Regions from separate parts of the Mus musculus genome. Here all the other regions are linked to region 3. The links are chromatin loops, found by intact Hi-C in ENCODE. Cell type or tissue: left cerebral cortex. All regions are shown on one strand. Links, peaks and the distances in the headings refer to the core of each region. The heading gives the core; the rest is flanking DNA.

Evidence for each region. Hi-C counts contacts between places; a loop is a spot of excess contacts. Peaks named below come from ENCODE experiments on the same cell type or tissue, not always from the same donor. Only the 100,000 strongest peaks of a DNase experiment are listed, where the experiment ranks them.
Region 1: a loop joins it to region 3, with 2.3 times the contacts of the local background. A loop is called at or near these places in 2 of 42 quality-filtered maps.
Region 2: it touches region 3 in a loop (2.9-fold over the local background); 5 of 42 quality-filtered maps call a loop at or near these places.

The regions. Positions count from the first base shown.
Region 1 is chr7:121,560,042-121,566,761 of GRCm38, reverse strand. No RefSeq gene overlaps it. Among named protein-coding and RNA genes, the nearest start is that of Gm39081, 24 kb to the right of the region's middle. In left cerebral cortex, for the core only: a CTCF peak has its summit at 3,036 (motif pointing right); a DNase peak (open chromatin) is centred at 3,046.
Region 2 is chr7:121,086,305-121,093,024 of GRCm38, reverse strand. Otoa (otoancorin) reads right to left here. Exons shown (of 29, transcript NM_139310.2): 2 at 1,391-1,482; 3 at 447-475; 4 at 324-354; 5 at 179-206. The coding sequence starts at 1,481. Among named protein-coding and RNA genes, the nearest start is that of Otoa, 6.2 kb to the right of the region's middle. In left cerebral cortex, for the core only: a CTCF peak has its summit at 4,043 (motif pointing right); no DNase peak of the experiment used is centred there.
Region 3 is chr7:121,631,605-121,638,324 of GRCm38, reverse strand. No RefSeq gene overlaps it. Among named protein-coding and RNA genes, the nearest start is that of 1700025J12Rik, 45 kb to the right of the region's middle. In left cerebral cortex, for the core only: no CTCF peak of the experiment used is centred there; DNase peaks (open chromatin) are centred at 1,644, 2,932 and 3,256.

The DNA of each region.
Region 1 (6,720 bases), core at 750-5,749, 72 kb after region 3:
GGCTTTTTGTCTTGTTCCAGAATTCTCCACTTGATACTGACCAGCTGGCTTCCCAGTAAGTCTACTTTCTTTCTTTTTTTTTTTTTTTTCTTTGTCTCTGAGTTCTCCAGTTCCCTTGAGGTTATTCATATTTATTCATTCTTTTTTTTCCATTTTTTATTAGGTATTTAGCTCATTTACATTTCCAATGCTATACCAAAAGTACCCATACCCCCCCCCCCCACTCACCTACCCACCCACTCCCCCTTTTTGGCCTTGGCATTCCCCTGTACTGGGGCATATAAAGTTTGCAAGTCCAATGGGCCTCTCTTTGCAGTGATGGCCGACTAGGCCATCTTTTGATACATATGCAGCTAGAGACAAGAGCTCCGGGGTACTGCTTAGTTCATAATGTTGTTCCACCTATAGGGTTGCAGTTCCCTTTAGTTCCTTGGGTGCTTTCTCTAGTTCCTCCATTGGGGGCCCTGAGTTGACTGTGAGCATCCACTTCTGTGTTTGCTAGGCCCTGGCATAGTTTCACAAGAGACAGCTATATCTGGGTCCTTTCAGCAAAATCTTGCTAGTGTATGCAATGGTGTCAGCGTTTGGAAGCTGATCATGGGATGGATCTCTGGATATGGCAATCACTAGATGGTCCATCCTTTCGTCACACTTCCAAATTTTGTCTCTGTAACTCCTTCCATGGGTGTTTTGTTTCCTATTCTAAGAAGGGGCAAAGTGTCCACACTTTGGTCTTTGTTCTCTTGGGTTTAATGTTTTTAGCAAATTATATCTTATATCTTGGGTATCCTAAGTTTCTGGGCTAATATCCACTTATCAGTGAGTACATATTGTGAGAGTTCCTTTGTGATTGGGTTACCTCACTCAGGATGATGCCCTCCAGGTCCATCCATTTGGCTAGGAATTTCATAAATTCATTCTTTTTAATAGCTGAGTAGTACTCCATTGTGTAAATGTACCACATTTTTTGTATCCATTCCTCTGTTGAGGGGCATCTGGGTTCTTTCCAGCTTCTGGCTATTATAAATAAGGCTGCTATGAACATAGTGGAGCATGTGTCCTTCTTATCGGTTGGGGCATCTTCTGGATATATGCCCAGAAGAGGTATTGCTGGATCCTCCGGTAGTACTATGTCCAATTTTCTGAGGAACCGCCAGACTGATTTCCAGAGTGGTTGTACAAGCCTGCAATCCCACCAACAATGGAGGAGTGTTCCTCTTTCTCCACATCCATGCCAGCATCTGCTGTCACCTGAATTTTTGATCTTAGCCATTCTGACTGGTGTGAGGTGGAATCTCAGAGTTGTTTTGATTTGCATTTCCCTGATGATTAAGGATGTTGAACATTTTTTCAGGTGCTTCTCTGCCACTCGGTATTCCTCAGGTGAGAATTCTTTGTTCAGTTCTGAGCCCCATTTTTTAATGGGGTTATTTGATTTTATGGAGTCTACCTTCTTGAGTTCTTTATATATATTGGATATTAGTCCCCTGTCCGATTTGGGATAGGTAAAGATCCTTTCCCAATCTGTTGGTGGTCTTTTTGTCTTATTGACAGTGTCTTTTGCCTTGCAGAAGCTTTGCAATTTTATGAGGTCCCATTTATGGATTCTCGATCTTATAGCACAAGCCATTGCTGTTCTATTCAGGAATTTTTCCCCTGTACCCATATCTTCGAGGCTTTTCCCTACTTTCTCCTCTATAAGTTTCAGTGTCTCTGGTTTTATGTGGAGATCCTTAATCCACTTAGATTTGACCTTAGTACAAGGAGATAGTACTGGATCAATTCGAAATCTTCTACATGATAACAGCCAGTTGTGCCAGCACCATTTGTTGAAAATGCTGTCTTTTTTCCATTGGATGGTTTTAGCTCCCTTGTCAAAGATCAAGTGACCATAGGTGTGTGGGGTAAGTCTACTTTCTAACCACCTTGTATCTCCTGCTATTCCCCCTGACTTGCCCACCAGAGCCATACGGGCCTCTTTGTTGCACTCCTGTTGCATGCCGTGGTTCCACCTCTGGGCCTTACTTGCTCTTTCTCCATTTGAAACCTCCCTCAAAATATCTATGCAGTTGAATTCAGTGCCACTTTTGGTCTGAATTCAAATGATTCAAATGCCATCTCATTCTCTTGAACAGTTTTTCCTCCTGCTGATGCGTTCTGTGTTGTAACTACTCGTGTTAGTTGTTGTCTATCTTTCTGCATTGGCATAAGGTCCAGAGTGAATGTTAGATGCCTGTTTTGTTCTCATGTGGTTCTCTTACCCTAGAACACTACCTGGTGGTTACTACGCTCTGTCTCTCTCACTGTTTGTCTTTCTCTGCCTGTCTCTGTCTGTCTTGGTCTCTCTCCTTCTGTTTGTCTCTTGTCTCTGTCTCTCTGTCTCACTCCATTTGTCTCTGTCTCTGATTCTCCCTCTCTTTCCCTCCTTCACCCACAGAAATCGTGCAATGACATAACAAAGAAGAGAGCCCTCTCTAAGAGTTAAGAATGCTGGCACCTGCTCTTGGATTTCCAGTCTCCATAACTGTGACAAATGCATGTTTGCTGTTCAAGCCACCTGCTCAGTGATGTTCTGTGATGTTCTGTGAAAGTATCCTGAACTGATAGAGACAGTTATGAGCCAAGCTCAGGAGCCAAGCAGTTCGGAGGCCAGCTGGACAGTGTCAAGTGGAGACTTCTGGAATTACGAAAAGCCAGAATTGTCATAAGCAGTGGGAAGTAATGGCAGAATGGGCAAGGACTGGCAGTGCCCATGTTCCCTGTGTAAGCCGTTTAATGTCTTCGGAGATGCCTATAGTTCTATCCCACTCCGAGGGGCTCTTACTTTAAGATGTGGTACCAGCCAAGAAGCAGTGAGGAAGAAGAAATTAGGAAGAGTGAGCCGTAAGGAAGTCTATCCTGGGGCTCTTCTTTACTGCTTTCTGAATCTGTTTTCCACTGCAAAATCAGACCCTTCCATCCAGCACCCTCTGGCAACCCTTTGCATTCCTTTCTCTCTTTCTCACGCCCCGTAGAACCTGGAGTTACTCTCTTACACCACCAGGTGGCAACCATGCTTCGGGGAGTCAAAACCTAGAGGTAATTAATCACTGGAGCACAACTCTGGGTAGGTAAGCAGGTTGTACTTACATTATCTCATTTAAACTTCTCGACACTCAAAGAAGTAAATGCTACTATTATCTGTAATTTACAGAGCAGATATCTTAGACTCCACAACCTTTTAACTAATGTCACTCATCCAATCGGTGGCTCTCTGAATACACTTTCTTGTGGATCCCTCTAGGAGCTGAATAATGACTCTTTTGAAGTTGGACAGAGGCAATGCTCTCAAGGCAAGTGCTTTACCAAGAGAGCCCTTCCTCTACCTTGTCTGTCAAAATGTTTTACAGTCAGTTGGATTGAACCCTCAAAGCCACTTTATAGATTATACACTGTTAGCATCCCACCGTTAGCATCACTGTAAACACTCCATAGGCAAGTTTGCTAAGGTACAGAGCTGCTGTTTACTTATGTCTGACTGGGTGACAGCCCTAAGGCCAAGAGCAGAAATGATCTGAGCTTCCTAGGTGCTTTGCCTAAGATTCAAAGTGGCAATGAGGGAGATCTATATCCTTGGCATCTTGTAAAGATGGCAGGATATCTCAGGAAGAGTGAGATAAACCCAAGAGACTCCCCAAGTTCTTTCAAGCAGGAAGAACTGAAAATTTTGACCCCAAATCCTAGGTTTGGTCCTATTTCAGGGACCAAGTTGACAGTTGCCTCAGATGTCTGGGGTTGCTTGTTTTATCCACAAAACAACCGAGTAGACCCCATCTGGAGGCTGCAGACCCCTCATGCTCACAGAGCAGCACAGCAATGAGCAGTGAGGGTCAGGCAGGGACGGTGGCAAGCGGTTGAGCTAATGCCCATTGTAAGAAGCAGTTATAGCTTATGACTACCACACTGGGGATTGTTGCTAATCCCCTGATCTGCCACAAGTTACCGAAATCCAAAGTTTTATTCAGTATCTATTTAGGGAAATGTTAGCAATGATTTAAGTTTTAACAACAATCCAGAAACTGATTAAACATACATGCAGGGGGAGGTGGAAGGAAGGGCAGCAGATTTGATAAGCAAGCTCCTGTTGACTGTGTTTGGGGATATCTTTGGCCCCATCTATTTCTGAGGTCTTCTTGCTCTTTGAGAATTAAGAGGCATGGCATCAGCTAAGTAGCCCCAAGGAAGGAAAATGGATTAAGAAGAAGAGAGACCTGTAGGGAAGGTGTCTCTGGAACTCTTTGTAGGGCAGTAAACCCCATAAGCAGCTCATGTTTGTTCACTCCCAGAGCCTCCTGGGAACTTTGCGAGATGGTCAGATTCATCTGAACCTTGCTGTTTCTGGTACTTACACAGCCTATGCACACACCAAAGTTTGAAAACTGTTGACCTGTGTGTGTGGTTTTTAGTCCTGGCTATATGAGAGAATTCCCCTGAGAGCCTTGACAGCCACTGATACATAGTCTATAATACCACACAAGATCCACCATGCACCCATGGTAGAGATTGAGGCTCAGCATTCACCCAGAGCCTAGACCTAAAGGCTCTTAGAATGGAGACTAGCCATGTACCCAGACTATAGACTTACAGTGCCCCACAATGGAGATCCACTGTGCATCCAAAGTGCAGGCCCACATGTACTTAGGGTGAAGACTCACCATACACCCAGACTACAGACCCACAGAACACCAAGGTATAGAACCATGTACACGTAGGGTGGGGATTCACAATGTACTTAGCGTAGATACCCATAATGTACCCGGGTAGTGTGGTAGTTTAAACAGATTTGGTCCCATAGATTCATGTGTTTGAAGCTTGGCCATAGGAAATGGCACTAGTAAGAGGTGTGACTTTATTGGAGGAGGTGTGGTTTTGTTGGAAGAAGTGTGTCACTGTGTATATGGGCTTTGAGGGCTCCTATTCTCAGGCTCTGCCCAATATGGCATCAGAGCCTGCTACTGTCTGGCTGTAGAAGGCAGTCCCCTTCTATTGCCTTTGGATTAAGATGTAGAACTCTCAGCTCCTCCAGCACCATATCTGCCTGCATGCTGCCATGCGACCCACTATGATGATAATGGGCCAAATCTCTGAAATTGTAAGCCAGCCCCAGTCAAATTTTTTCCTTTATAAGAGCTGCCTTGGTCATGGTATCTCTTCATAGCAATAAAACCCTAACTAAGACAGGTATGGAGCCATAGAGTTGGACCAATGTTCCTGGCGACTAGCTGGACTGAGTTATGCATCAGCATTTCTGGGGTGCAGCTGATATTCCCTATTTCAAGCAGCCTCCCCTGTGATGTTCCTGTTGCTGGCCAGGAGACTGCATTTAGAAGAGAGTCTGGGATGGGATTTTCCACTCTCTCAATGACCAGGATCATCTTCTCCTGTCAAATATGCCATCAATAAATCACACAGAGAGCGATGGTGTCTTCTTGGCAGATTTTGTAGTGATTCTAGCTAATCTCAAGAAGGCATGTCCTTGAACATGGTGCAGAAGCTGCAGACATCTGCTTTGCTGCCCAATCTCTGCTCCGTGGTAATGACATACTTGAGAGTTTTGAATGACAGAGGTTGTGAGGAGCACATTTCAAACACGTCTAAAAACAATTGTTAACATTTATTAACATTTATTGAGTACAGTGTGTCACGCTGCTCTGAGCATTCATTTCAACTCATTCATTTTTTAAAACTTTGATTGTTATTTCAGAGACAGAATCTCCCTATGTAGCTCTGACAGTTTTTTTTAATATTATTTATTTAGTGTATATGAGTATACTGTAGCTGTCTTCAGACACACCAGAAGAGGGCATTGGATCTCATTACAGATGGTTGTGAGCCATCACGTGGTTGTTGGGAATTGAACTCAGGACCTCTGGAAGAGCAGTCAGTGTTCTTAACCACTGAGCCATCTCTCTAGCTCCAGACTGGCTCTTAACTCATCATATAATCCAGGCTGACCATGAATTCAAGGTTCCCCTGCTTCCAGAGTACATAGGACTGTAAGTGTGCACTACCATGCCTGGCTTGCGCTGAACAATTTATCTATGCTACATCTAGTTCCCATGACAACCTTATGGAATAGTTTCTGGTTTTCTAGTAGGGAAGCTGAGGCATAAGGCCAGTCTTTGGTTTGTCTGTGGTCACAAAGCTAGTCAGTGGAAGCAGGATATGAACCCGGGTGTTCTGACTTCATGTCGTGTTTACTCATGTGCAGTGTGTGTCATATACCCTGGATAACAGCCACATCTGTGAGGTCTCTTGTAACATAGTTCATGAAGGAAAGGAAAGTGGTTTTGCCAATGATTACCTATTATGCTAGGATGGACTGTTTGAGGGCCTTGGTCTTCCTCAATAAATTGGATTTTGTTTGTGTCTACTTCTCAGCCAGTTGAAAGTTGGCCCTATAAGCTACTTCCCTACACACAGGACCCTGTGATCATTCAAATGATTTGGACAAGCTTAGCAGTCTCAAGATGGTAAAAAGAAGCATCATGAAAAAAAAGCCAGATTATCAGTTGCTATGCCAACCTGGGTTGCAACCTATTATATCAAGTCAGAGAATATTCTGGAAGATAAATGTTGGGGGACACTCAGTTTCTTTGACGGATTTCAATCCTACTGTACCCTACATTTCCTTTCATGACTCTCACCAGCCTCTAGGACAGAGCCCTCCTGCTTCATATG
Region 2 (6,720 bases), core at 1,008-6,007, 550 kb after region 3:
TCGGTCTTAAGCTCCGCCATTGGCGGGATAGTGTTCTAGGAGCAAGTGTCAACTAAGTCACTGCACATTGGTTGGAGCTCTTTGCAATAGCACATACTACTTTTCTCGAGCAGGAAGCTCTATGTAATGGTTATTAGGGAAAACCTCCATCCCTTTCAACACCCCCGAGGCAGATTACCTTTCAAATAGTGTGAGATCCAGTAACGCTACAGTAGGGACAAAACGGAAAGACAGCTTTAAACGGAGTCATTCCACAGACACCACATCCGTATTCCGTTTGAAGGTCTCAGAAGGTACACATGGGGACAGACCGGGGACATTACCATTCAGATAGCTTCCCTCTATTATTTCTTCCTACAAGGCAGAGAGATAACACTGAGTATAACATGCAAATTTGGCAGCGCTGGTGGAGGGGTTTCTGATTAAAATAGAACTGGAGCACTCACCGCCATTTTCTGCAACAATGGATGTAAATCTGCAAGAAAGCCATTGGATATGTGACTAGACCCAAACAGGAGGACCTTCGTAAAGACGAATGTAGCTACCACAGGAGCCCAACAAAATCCACTCGGGCTTTCCCTGAGTTGTAATCGATGCAATAACTGTGGCCAGTGTGAGAAAACCTTGGCTTACAACCCCCCACTGAGAACCTTTACCACCACTGGGAGTGTCACTTTATCCAGCCACTGTGGAAGTCAAGAAAGAGACATCCCCAAAACCTAAGTAGAGCTACTGTATGATCCACTCCGTGCCACACAGAGGCAGCAGAGGCAGCATAGACAGCTAAGGCAGCATACCACAGAGATATCTGCCCATATGTGTTCAGTGTGGAAATATTCACAATTACCAGGATATGGGACCAGCCTGGAAATCCATCAACAAAATACTGATGAAGAAATGTGGTCTATACAGCAGGTAGAGTATTATTTGACCATAAAGAAGAATGAAGTTTTGTCATTTGCAGGAGAAATGTTGGAACCGGAGATCATCACGTTAATCAACATGGGTCAGACTCAGGAAGACAGGCACTGCAAGCTTCCCTCATGTGTGGGATCTACTGGACTTGTGAGGAATGGGGGAAGAGAGGGTGTTGGGGGTGAATTCCACTGAAGCATATTGTGTGCATGCATGAAAGTGGCATAATACATTTATTTGGATAAATAATACACATTATAATAAAATAAACCATGTATAATACTCCCAAAAGCCCTATGAATACCCACAGATAGGCAAATGCTTACTACCCCCTCACTGGAATATATCATAACCCCAAACGGACATATCCAGCTACATCCCCTAAAATATATAGGAGCTGTGAAATCAATCTCTCTCTCTCTCTCTCTCTCTCTCTCTCTCTCTCTCTCCCTCTCTCTCTCTCCTCAAGACTTACCCTGCCTGGGGCTTGGCTCTCTCTGATAGGCACCTCCATGGCTCAGAAGGAGGACCAGGAGAAGGGAGCACGTCCTAGGTCCCTGAGACATCCTGCAGTTAAGTCAAGCACACAGGTGACTCAGGTTTCATTTTCTTTTAAAAGTAGATTGAAGAATATTCAGGAGCAGAGGGACATGCAGCCACTAAACCCCTCAAAACCATCTTAAGTAGTGTGATGATTCCAGGGTGTGTCTAAGACATGTCCATCATTCAGTGACCTCAGCGCCCCGTTTCTGTGCTCACCACCACCCCTGGTCCACAGCACCCAGAGGAGAAGAGTGTTTCAAAGTGCTTGCTGCACCATCTTTCACAGGAGCTTCAGATGCAGAACGCAAGAAGCCCTACAGTCCGGTAAGAAGACAGGTCAATGGGAAACAGAGTTGAACTCCTGAAAATAGATATAAAAATGTCCATATTGCACACAAAACATGAGTCACTTTCGACAGGGCTCTGCTCAAAACAAGCTCCATTTGTGGGTTTTTAATAAGCAGACAGGGCAGATGGTTGTTTTCAGAATTTAAACCCATGCATGTCCCCTTCCTTCCTGTTAACCCCAGGATAAAACATAGCATAAAATAAACCCACAATGAGATCCACACACACACACACACACATACACAGTCATTAAAGTGACTAACAGAGGCAGACTGGCAACATCGCATGTTGGCCGTGTTGTGGTTGGAAAATTGTTTGCCAGAGTTTTATAAGATTACATACTTGGTACTCTATGATCAAGGGATTTCAGGGGCTGGGGTTGTGGCTTTGTTGGTAGAGAACTTGCCTAGCGTGCACGAAGCTCGAAGTTCTATCCCAAGCACCATAAGCTTGGCATCGGATGTACACGCCTGTAATCCCAGCACTCAGGAAGGAAAGGCTAGAAAATCAGAAAGTCAAGGTTATCTTCTGCCACCTATTAAGTTCAAGGGCAGTCTGTCTCGAAAAGAGAGAGAGACAGAGAGAGAGAGAGAGAGAGAGAGAGAGAGAGAGAGAGAGAGAGAGAGATGGAGAGGGAAAGGGGGAGGGGGAGAAAGGAAGGAAGGAAGGAGACAGGAAGGAAGAAAAAACAAAGAAGAAAGAAAGGAAAAGAAAAAGAAAAAGGAATTTTAATCTGGGGTTTTGCCAAGGGAAATGGAAACATGTAGATAAAAAAGATAGGTTCAGCCTTATTTGTAACAGCCAAATATGAAAACAACCCACATGTCCAACAGGTGAAAGGTTAAAGACAGCATATCTATTCAAAAGAACCAACAGATCACCACTCAGCAATAAAAAAGTTAAACCTAGCCAGGAGGTGGTGGCTTTAATCCCACCCAGCACATGGGAGGCAGAGGCAGATGGATCTCTGCGAGTTCAAAGTCAGCCTGGTCTACAGAGTGAGTTCCGGGACGCCAGAGTGCTATACAGAGAAACCCTGACTTAAAACAAAAGTTAATCCTACCACCTTAGGGAATTAGAAGACCAGCCAAAATATATGACAAACAGTTTCAGGATACTGAAAGCAGGAATCAGAAACCAAGGTCTCTCGGAGAGGGGACGCAGCCAAGCTGAGCCCAGGCGCTGCTCCTGTTGCCTCCAGCCCCAGAGCGCAAGCTCAGGGGCAGAATGAGAGCTTAGGAAAACCAAGGCAGCCAGTCGTCCAGGGAAGAGCACTGGAGAGGAGCGAGCTGCACAACGGAGGTCTGAGGAAGGAGATCTGAGGGGAAGTCCCTTCCATCCCTCAGGACACGAAGGATGGAAATGCCTCCTGAGACGAGAGGAATGAAACCACAGAAGGCAGAACAGTCCTTAGGACTTGTTCAGGAGCAGGGGAATCCCCACAGTCAGAGCAGAAAAAGCTCGTCGTACACCAAGCAAAGCTGCCTCAGGGAAGAACTGCCTTAGGGATGGCCTCTGGAGGCTGCACCACCTCCCAGATTGATAACTACACAAGAGGAACTGCAGGAGGAGACTGGACGAAGAATACAGGAGACTTCACTAACAATCTGTATGTATTTCAAAACGTAAAACAATTGAAAGGAAGTCATATAGACCTCAGGAAAAAGAACAAAGGATGGATATTTGTAACACGCAGAGTAAAAAAAAAAAAAAGAAATTGGACTAGGGAAGGTGGTTTCATGGGTAAGTGCTTGCCATGCAAGCACGAGGACCTAGTTTAGATCCCCAGCGCCCGAATAAGAGCCAGAAGCGGTGGTACATGCCTGTAATCCCGGTGCTAGGGAGGTAGAGACAAGAGCATCCCTGAGGTTTGCTGGCCAAACAGTTTTGCTGAATTGGCAAGTTCCAGGTTCAAAGAAAGTGGGCGAGCCTGTCTCAACAGTAAGAAGTGACTGAGGAAAGAGCCTGATGTCAATTTCTGGCTACTACATGTGTGCATGCACACACCTACACACGTTCCGGGGGGTGGGGAGGACATAAGGATATACTGCAGTTTCTTTTATGTGAAACTCCAAGACAGTTAAAAATCTGTGATAAAGTCAAGAGTCGCCCGGGACACTCTGGGGCATGGTGGGAAGCCATGCTGCAAAAAAAGCACAAGAGAATTTTTAGGGAGGACAATGAAGATTTCTTTTACTTATTTTTGGTTTGTGTTTTTGAGTGTTTGCCCACATCTATATGTGTGCAGTGCCTGAAGAGGCCAGGAGAGGGCGTCAGATTCTCCTGGAACTGGAGTTCCAGACAGTTGGGAACTGCCATGTGCCTGCTGAAACTCAAACAGGGTCCTCTGGAAGAACAGCGTCCCACTCTGAACTGCTAGGTCATCTCTCCAGCCCCAATGACGAGTTTCTATGTCTAGATGGTAGTGTGGTATTACATGGAAGCCACAGTTACAAGTCTACTGATATGTGTGTTTTAAACCGGTGAAAATTATTACATCTAATACCTCCCCAAAGTGGAGAGAAACCATGGGCTGTACTCACATGGCCTGGTTTCTCTCTTCCCTCTGCCCACTCACTAGCTTGGGTGATGTCAAGCAACTTGCTTCGTTCACCTCTCTGTACTTCAATTTTCTCAGCTATAAAATGGGGTATTAAGTGGTACTGTCCTAGCTTGCTTGTAATAAAATACTGACCAAAACCAACTTGGGGAGGAAAGGGTTAATTTGGCCCCCAGCTTACAGTCCATCATCCAGGGAAGCCAGGGCAGGAACCTGGAGGTAGGAACTGAAGCAGAGGCCATGGAGGAGTGCTACCTACTGGCTTGCTTCTCAGGGGCTTGCTCAGCCTGCTTTCTTATACAACCCAGAACTGAGCACCCAGGGATGGCCCCGCCCACAGAGAGGCAATTCTGCTACATCATTAACAAGGAAAGGTCCCAGAGCTGCACCTACAGGCCAACGTGACAGAGGTAATTCCTCAGCTGAGGGTCCCTCTTCCGAGATGACGCTAGTTTGTGATGAGTTGACAAAGACTAACCAGCACAGGTACCCACCTGATGGTGCCCTTTGAGAAATGAATTAGTCATTTTGAATGGAGCTTAGGTCGGAAGGAGTTCTGAGTTTGAGTTTTTACAACCGAGGAGGTCAGGCTGCAGTTTCCAAAGTGTCAGCCCATGCCTGTCAGTAGCGAACCCACTAGTGGTCGGGGCACCTGCTTCTTTGTGTCTCTCCGAGTTGTCATATTTCTCAGTTCAAGGTCCTTTGTAAAGATCTCTCCTCCCTTTTGGCTTGGCTCACCCAATTCATTATAAGTCCCAAGTCTTCCAGGCAACCCTCTGTGAATTCTCTAAGACAAACAATTAGCCAGAGGAGAAAACCAATACTTCTCTATAAGAGCACTAGGCATGGCTAAGGCACTATTTATAGCTGCGTGGTTATTTCATGCATTCATTTATCAAGTGCTTATTGAGCATCACTGTGGGCCAGGCATTATTCTACACTCTGAGGACACAGCAGCTTGCAAAGCCATGTCCCAGCTGATGTGCTGGGTAGCCAGGAAAAGAATAAATAGGCAACTTGGTTTATGTCAGAGTGATGGATACTACAGAGGGAAGGGAAGCAGCAAAGGAGTAGGAGCCATGGTAATGCGTGCGGGGAAGGTCTGAAGACAGGAAGGAATGGATTACAGCCATATCTGGGAAAAGAAAGTTCCAGAAAGAAGGAGAAACACAAAGACCTTGGGAGTTAGGAGCGTGATGTATTGGCACCTCGTCCCATGGACCACACAAGAATGAGAAAGGAAGGCGAGGAAGCTGGGAGCCCCTGGGCTCACCCTCAGCTTTGAGACAGGGCGGAGCCACTGGAAAGGCATTGGCACAGGAACTGCTTTTTAACTTTTCAATGACTGTGAATTTCACACCATGCACCCCAATGACGCTCATCTCCCCACCCCTGATATCTGCCCTCCACCCTCGCAACCTCCCCTGCAGAAGAAAAACAAACAAACAAACAAATCTCGTGGAAGCTGCAGTGTGTCACAGTGTGTCCCACAGTTTTGTGCACACTTCTTTGCTTGTTCATTGCAATGAGTCTTGGCCTGGTTGGAGGCCTCTGGCTTCTGCTACACTACCAATACTGGATCCTCACCAGGACTCCTCTCAGACATCCTGTTGTTGCCCAGCACAGAAACAGCTTACTCTGGCTTTTAACTGGATCCTGAACCCGCGGAACCCCTTGGGAGTGAGACAGTGAGTGGCTGTATCGGGAAGTCAGCCTGGATGAGAAAGGTGCTGCGGACACAGCCGCAGGCAGTGAGGTCAATTCAGATAGCTGCCCGATTTGTGCAGCTCCTGAGTGAAGAATGGAACTGTGGTTTGGATGCCCCACTTCCCTCACCTCCAAAGCTCATGTTAAAGGCTTGGTTCCCAGGATGCCACATCTTCCATGGGACGTAGTGGAGCCTTTGAGAGGAACCTTTGTGGAAATGTTCTCTGTTGGGTCACTAAGGCTGTTCTCAGAGGAGATGTGGCATTCCAGAGCCTCCCTCTTCCTCTCCTGCTTTCTGGCAGGTGAGATGAGCAGTTATGCGCCACTAAACATTCCAAACACAATGTGCTGTCTCATTGCAGGCACCAACCTATCACTGAGGAGCCTTCAAATCCGTGAGCTAAAATAAGCCTTTCCTCTCTATTAGCTGATTGACTCAGGTGTTTGGGGATATTGATGGTGGTGACCACAGATGTGTAAAAAAAAAATATTGACAACATAAACATTCTACATAGGAGATTTACATTTCATACTTAGAGGAAGCTCACACAAGCATGCTCATGGCTGTCAAGTAGGCTAAAGACAAGAAACTACACACTGCCTCTGCTGACTCCACACCCCAGGGAGGTGATGATGTGAGAGGGAAC
Region 3 (6,720 bases), core at 631-5,630:
CACATTTCTTTTTGAGACGGTCTCTTACTGGTTTCACTGAGTTAGTTGGCTGCCAAGCTCTAGGGATGTTTCTGTCTCTGTCTCTTCAGTGCTGGGGAAAGTGTGTGGTTATATATGCCACCCCACTTGGTTTTTCACTTGGATGCTGTGGTTGGGTGGATCCTCTGGTTTGCACTAAGGATACCTGGCCTGGCCGTGTTCTTTCTTTTCTCTAAACTGGTCTCATACTCAAAACCCTGCCTCCACCTCTGATTTTAGTTGTCATTTTGTTTTTAAAGACAGGGTGTCACCATGGACTTGATGCTGACTTCCAGTGCACCCATATCCACCCCAAGTGCTGAGATGACAGGTAGGTGCTGCCTCAGCACTGCATTCTCACCCTCAGGGCTGGACAGCACTTGATTCCCTTGCGCTTTCTGACCGTTTACTATGTGCATGTATTCGGACTCCATCTACACTTAACACTACAAACATCACAGTCAGTGTGCACCTAGATTTATAGGACGCTTGCTCTCATTGCTTCTTAAGCCTTTCTGTAGCTCACCCTGGGATCTGTGTGCTTGAAGAATTCTGTTAGCATTTTACTTTAAGCCTGTGTTAATGGTGCATTTGCTCAGTTCTTATTGGATTAGAAATGTCTTTATATTTTTAAAGAGGAAATCATGTGTGCTTATTGATCCATGTATGTTTTGTTATTAAACGATAGTTAACCTTTTGACTGAGGGGTATCTGCTTTAGGCATGACAAAGAACCAGCAGCAAGGATCTTCTATTTTCTAGCTGAAAATGTTTCTTTATAGTTAAAAGAAGGAAGGAAGGGAGAGAGAGAGAAAGAAGGAGAGAAAGGAAGTGAGAAAGAAAAAGGAAAGAAAGAAAGAAAGAAAGACAGACAGAAAGAGAGAAAGGAAAGAAAGAGAAAGGAAAGAAAGAGAAAGGAGAAAAAGGAAAGAAAGGAACTAGAACAAAAATTTTTCTTCTGCAAGGAAAATCTTTCCATCCAGAGATTAGGGATATAGTTCAGTGGTACAGTGTGTGACTAGCATGCTCAAAACTGTAGGTTACCCCCACCCCACCCCCACGCACGGTTAGTTGGATATTGGATGTTTCCTGATTATTGCCATGCTCTGGCTAGATTTTATGTCAACTTAACACAGGCTAGAGTAATACTGGAAGAGAGATTTCCCAGTTGAGAAAATGCTTTCACCATATTGGCCTGTAGGCATGTCTGTGGAGCATTTCTTTAATCAGTGATTAATGCTGGGGGGCCAAGTGCATTGTGGGTAGTGCCACCTTCTGGGCTGATGGTCCGGGGTTGTGTAAGAAAGCAGGCTGATCAAGCCATGAAGCGCATGTCAGTCAGCAGCACTCCTCCATGGCCTCTGCACCAGTTCCCACTTCCAGGTTCCTGCTTTGAGTCCCTACCACAATTGCCCTGGGCCACAAGAGGAAATAAACCCCCAGTTCCCCAAGCTGCTTTGGTCACGCTTTAGCACAGCAGTAGAAACACTAAGAGGACATGCAAACATGCTGCATTCCTGCGTGTCCTCAGCAGACCCACCTCTGCTCACCGCAATACTCTCCTTGCAGGGAGTTGTTCCTCACCTCGCTTCTCCTCTCCCATCCTGACCATCATCTCCACAGCATTACTTATCTTTGCATCTTCCAGAACACCAGGCTCTGCCACTGTTCTTCATGCTTATCTGCTGTTCTCATTCTCTGCTTGGCTGGTTTATATATGTGTATCCTTTGGGTTTCAGCCCCCACCCCACCCCCAGTGTTTCTAAGATGAGACTCCCAGATATACAGGTGTGAGGTAATCACTCTTCCTCTAAGCTACATCCCCACCCTATTTTCAGTTTTTATTTTATTTTTTTTATTACGTATTCACTTTATATACCATTCACTGCCCCCTTTCTGGTTACTCCTTCCCACAATTTCTTCCCCCTTCTCTTCTCCTCTGAGCAGGTGGGGGTCCCCCTGGGAATCCCCCCACCCTGGCACATCAAGTCTCTGCAGGACTAGGTACATCCTCTTCCACTGAAGCCAGACAAAGCAGCCCAGCTAGAAGAACATATCCCACAGACAGGCAAGAGCTTTTGGGATACCCCAGCTCCAGTTATTCGAGACCTATATGAAGACCAAGCTGTACATCTGCAACATATATGCAGGGAGGCCTAGGCCCAACCACCGTGGTTGGTGGTTCAGGCTCTGAGAGCCTTAAGAGGCTTCCTCCTGTAGTCAAACAGGAACCCCAACGGAGCAAAAGGAACACCAGCCCACCCACAGAACTTTCCACCCAAAACTTATCCTGTCTACAAGAAATGCAGGCACAAGGGATGGAGCAGAGACTGAGAGTATGGCTTACCAATAACTGGTCCAATATGAGACCCATCCCATTGGCAAACACTGATACCTGACACTATTAATGGTACTCTGTTATGCTTGCAGATAGGAGCTTGTTGTCCTCTGAGAGGCTCCACCCAGCAGCTGACTCAGACAGATACACCCACAACCAAACAGTGGAAGGGGCTTAGGGACACTTACGCAAGAATAGAAGGAAGGATTGTGGGCCCCGAAGAGAATAGGAACTCCACAGGAAGACCAACAGAGTCAACTAACCTGCATCCTATTTTCAGTTTTGAAGGGGATTTTCCCTAGGGATAGAACTCTAAGTTGGAGATTATATTCTTTGATACTCATTCAATGGGCTTCTTCCATTGGTGAGTCTGTGATCAGTCTTATTGCGCATCCTCAGGCAATATGGGTGGGGTGGTTCCTTCTGGATGCTTTGAAGGGATTCATTTTCCATCAGCTTTCTTCAGATGGGCTAAGGTGTGGGTTTCTTGTTTTTATTCTTCAGGAAGTGAATCTGACTTGGAAACACCTCCGTCATTTGTTGCTTTAAATATTACTTCTGGCACATGTTTGCTTTCTAGGACTCGGCTTCCTGTGATTTAGACGGTTCACCAAGTCTCAGATGTCTCTTTCATTTGCTTTTACCTGTTTTTTTTCCTAGGATTTTTTTCATCCTTTCAAAAATACCATTCTGTATTCTGGATATCTCTAGCAGAAGGAGTCTTCAGCTGTGTCTGATCTCTCTCAGTAAAATAAGGATAAATCTCATTAAATAGGAACATCACATGAGCAGTGGATACATTCTAGAATGTCTAAAATTTCGAGTGGGACGTATTTATTCCAGGCTTCTGTTGTGTGTCTGAAATGAAAATTAAACTGGGCATCCTCTACTTCATTTGCAAATGTGTCAACTCCTAGCTGTGTCAGTCTGTTCTTAGGCCTTCCTCGCTGTGTTGTCAGCTTCACTTAGGTGATTACCTTTTCAGTTCTAGAATTTCCATGGATTATTTATAGATTTAGGTGTCTGGTGCTGTTTCCCACGTGGCTGTCAGTTTTCACAGGCGATGTAGTTACTTGAAAGCCTGTGCCTATGGCGCTAGTAACCAGTCCCATGTGCATTCCCTGCTATAACCCGTTTGTTCCACTTCTTGCCATGCTTTAATTTTTTTCTCATTTTACATTATATATATATATATATATATATATATATTTTTTTTTTTTTTTTTTTTGGTGGCAGGGACATGCCCCTACATGCTTATGGAGGTCAGAGGACATCTTTCAGGTGTATATGTATATTCTCTCAGGTTGTCAGGCTTGGTGGCAAGAACTTTACTCACTGAGATATGTCTTTTGATTTGATGCTAACCGGTGCATTAGAAAATAACATGGAGGCTTTGGATGGTGTTGACATTTCCCTCCAGAGAAAACTTAACCTGTTTCTAGGCTGGCAGATGGGAGCTAATCTGACTAAAACCAGTGTGGGAGCCTTTAAGACTCGATGTCCTTCCAGGTCATTGAACATAGACTCGACATTCATTCCATTGGCCTTTCATCAGGAATGTGTGGAACAGTGCCAAGTATATCAGTGAGCAAGCCAGAAACCCCACCACAAAATAAAACCTTTCCTTAGTGCCCAAGAGACATAGGAAATGCTAGTAATTGACTTTACTTGAGACTAGCTTCCTGAATAAATTAGAGTCCAGGTAAGTTAGTATTTTAAAAGTATAGATTTGTACACTCACACACTCCACACACTACTAGACCCAGGCTTTCTGCCTCTGTAAATAACATACCCATCCTGACACTCCTTGATGCTTCTCTTCCACAAAGTCTCGTCTTTATAGGCCATGTGTGGGCTCCATCCAATTCTTCTTTCCTAGTTATGTGCTAAGTCTACCCTCTGTCTTCACTGCTGACTTCAATTACCATGGCCTCCAGTCCAAGCTCTTGTATGACCGCATACATCTGTCTACTTAGCCAACTCTATCTGGCTCAGTCCATCCCAATGCTATAACAAAATGCCTTTGGCTGAGTAATTTATAAACAATAGAAATATTTCACTTCTAGTTCTAGAGGTTGGGAAGATAAAAGCATCAGCAGATACAGTGGTAAGAGTCCATTTTTATAGGTAATGCCTATCTCATGTCCTCTCATGGTAGAAAGGGTAAAAAAGCTACATCACTTTTTTTTCTATTCATTCATTCACTCATTCATTCATTTACTTTATACCTCCATTGCAAGCCCCTCCCTCCTCTCTTCTCAGTTACACCCTCCATCTCTTCCTATTTCCCCTTCCAGTTCTCCTCAGAGTAGCACACCTCCACCAGTACCAAATCAAGTCTCATCAGGACTAGTGCATCCTCTCCCATTGAAGCGAGACAAGGCAGCTCAGCTAGGAGGAAGGAATCCAAAGGCAGGCAACAGAGTCCTAAGTCAGAGAGATAACCCCCACTCCAATTATTGGGGAACCCACAAGCTGCACATCTGCTACATGTGAGTAGGGGCCCTAGGTCCAGTCCATGCATACTCTTTGGTTGGTGGTTCAGTCTCTGTTAGCCCCCATGGGCCCAGGTTACTTGCTCTGTAGGTCTTTCTTATGGCGTCCTTGACCTCTCCAGCTTCCTCAATCCTTCCTGGACTCTTCCACAAGACTCGACGAGCTCAACCCATCTAATGTTTAGCTGTGGGACTCTGCATCTGTTTCTGTCAGCTGCTGGGTGGAGCCTCTCAGAGGACAGTTATACTAGGCTCCTCTCTGCAAGCATAAAAGAGTATCATTAATAGTGTTAGGGATTGGTTCTTGCCCAAAAGATGGGACCCAAGTTGAGCAAGTCATTGGTTGATCATTCCCTCAATCTCTGCTCCATCTTTATCCCTGTACATCCTATAGGCAGGGCAGATTTTGGGTTGAAGGTTTTGGGGGATGGATTGGTATAACACTCCTTTCACTGGAAGTCCTGCCTAGCAACAGTGGGTGGCCACTTCAGGCTCCATATCTCCCACTGCTAGCAGTTTTCAGCTAGGGTCACCCCATCCTACCAGGAGCTTCCCTATTCCAGGTCTCTGGCTTGTCCCAGAGATGCCCCCTCCTCACCAGTTTCCCTTCTTTCCCAGCTCTCTTACCCCATCTCTGCTCTCCCCTCACCTGATATCCACCCCGTTCCCACTATCTCTTTCTACCTCTGGTGTCTATTTTATTTCCCCTTCTGAGTGAGATTCAAGCATCCTCCTTTGGGCTCTCCTTCTTATTTAACTTCTTTGGGTCTGTGGATTGTAGCATGGTTATCTGTACTTTGTGGCTAATATCCACTTATAAAAGAGTATATACCATGTGTGTCTTTTTCTGTCTGAGTTACCTCACTCAGGATGATATTTTCTAGTTCTATCCATTTGCCTTCAAATTTCATGATTTCCTTGTTTTTAATAGCAGAGTAATATTACATTTTCTTTATCCATTCTTCTGTTGATGGACATCTAGCTTGTTTCTAGTTTCTGGCTGTTGCAAATAAAGCTGCTCTGAACATACTTAAGCAAATGTCCTTGTGGGAGGGTAGAACCTCTTTTGAGTATATGCCCAAGAGTGGTATAGCTTGAGTCTTGAGGTATAACTATCCCCAGTTTTCTGAGAAACCACCAGATTGGTTTCCAAAGAAGTTGTACAAGTTTACAGTCCTGCCAACAATGGAGGAGTGCTCCCCTTGGTCCACATCCCAACAATGGAGGAGTGTTCCCCTTGGTCCACATCCCAACAATGGAGGAGTGCTCCCCTTGGTCCACATCCTCACAGCGTTGCTGACACTTGAACTTTTGAACTTAGCTATTCTGACTGGTGTAAGATGGAATCTTAGAATTTTGTTGATTAGCTTTTCCCTGATGATTAAGGATGCCAAACATTTCTTTAAGTGTTTCTCAGCCTTTAGAGAGACCTCTGTTGAGAATTCTGTTTAGCTCTGTACCTCATTTTTAAATTGGGTTATTTGGATTGTTGGAGCCTAACTTCTTGATTCTTTATAGATTTTAGATATTAGCCCTCTGTCAGATGTAGAGTTGGTGAAGATCTTTTCCTTTTCTGTAGACTGCCATTTTGTCCTATTGACAGTATCCTTTGCCTTACAGAAGCTTTTCAGTTTCATTAGGTCCCATTTATTGTTGGTTTTAGTGTCTGAGCTGTTGGTGTTCTGTTCAGGAAGTTGTCTCCTGAACCAATGAGTTCAAGGCTTTTCCCTACTTTCTATTCTCCACTTTCTCTTCTATTAGACTTAATATATCCAGTTTTGTTTTGTTTTGTTTTGTTTTGGTTTGTTTTGTTTTGGTTTGGTTTGGTTTTGGTTTTTTCGAGACAGGGTTTCTCTGTATAGCCCTGGCT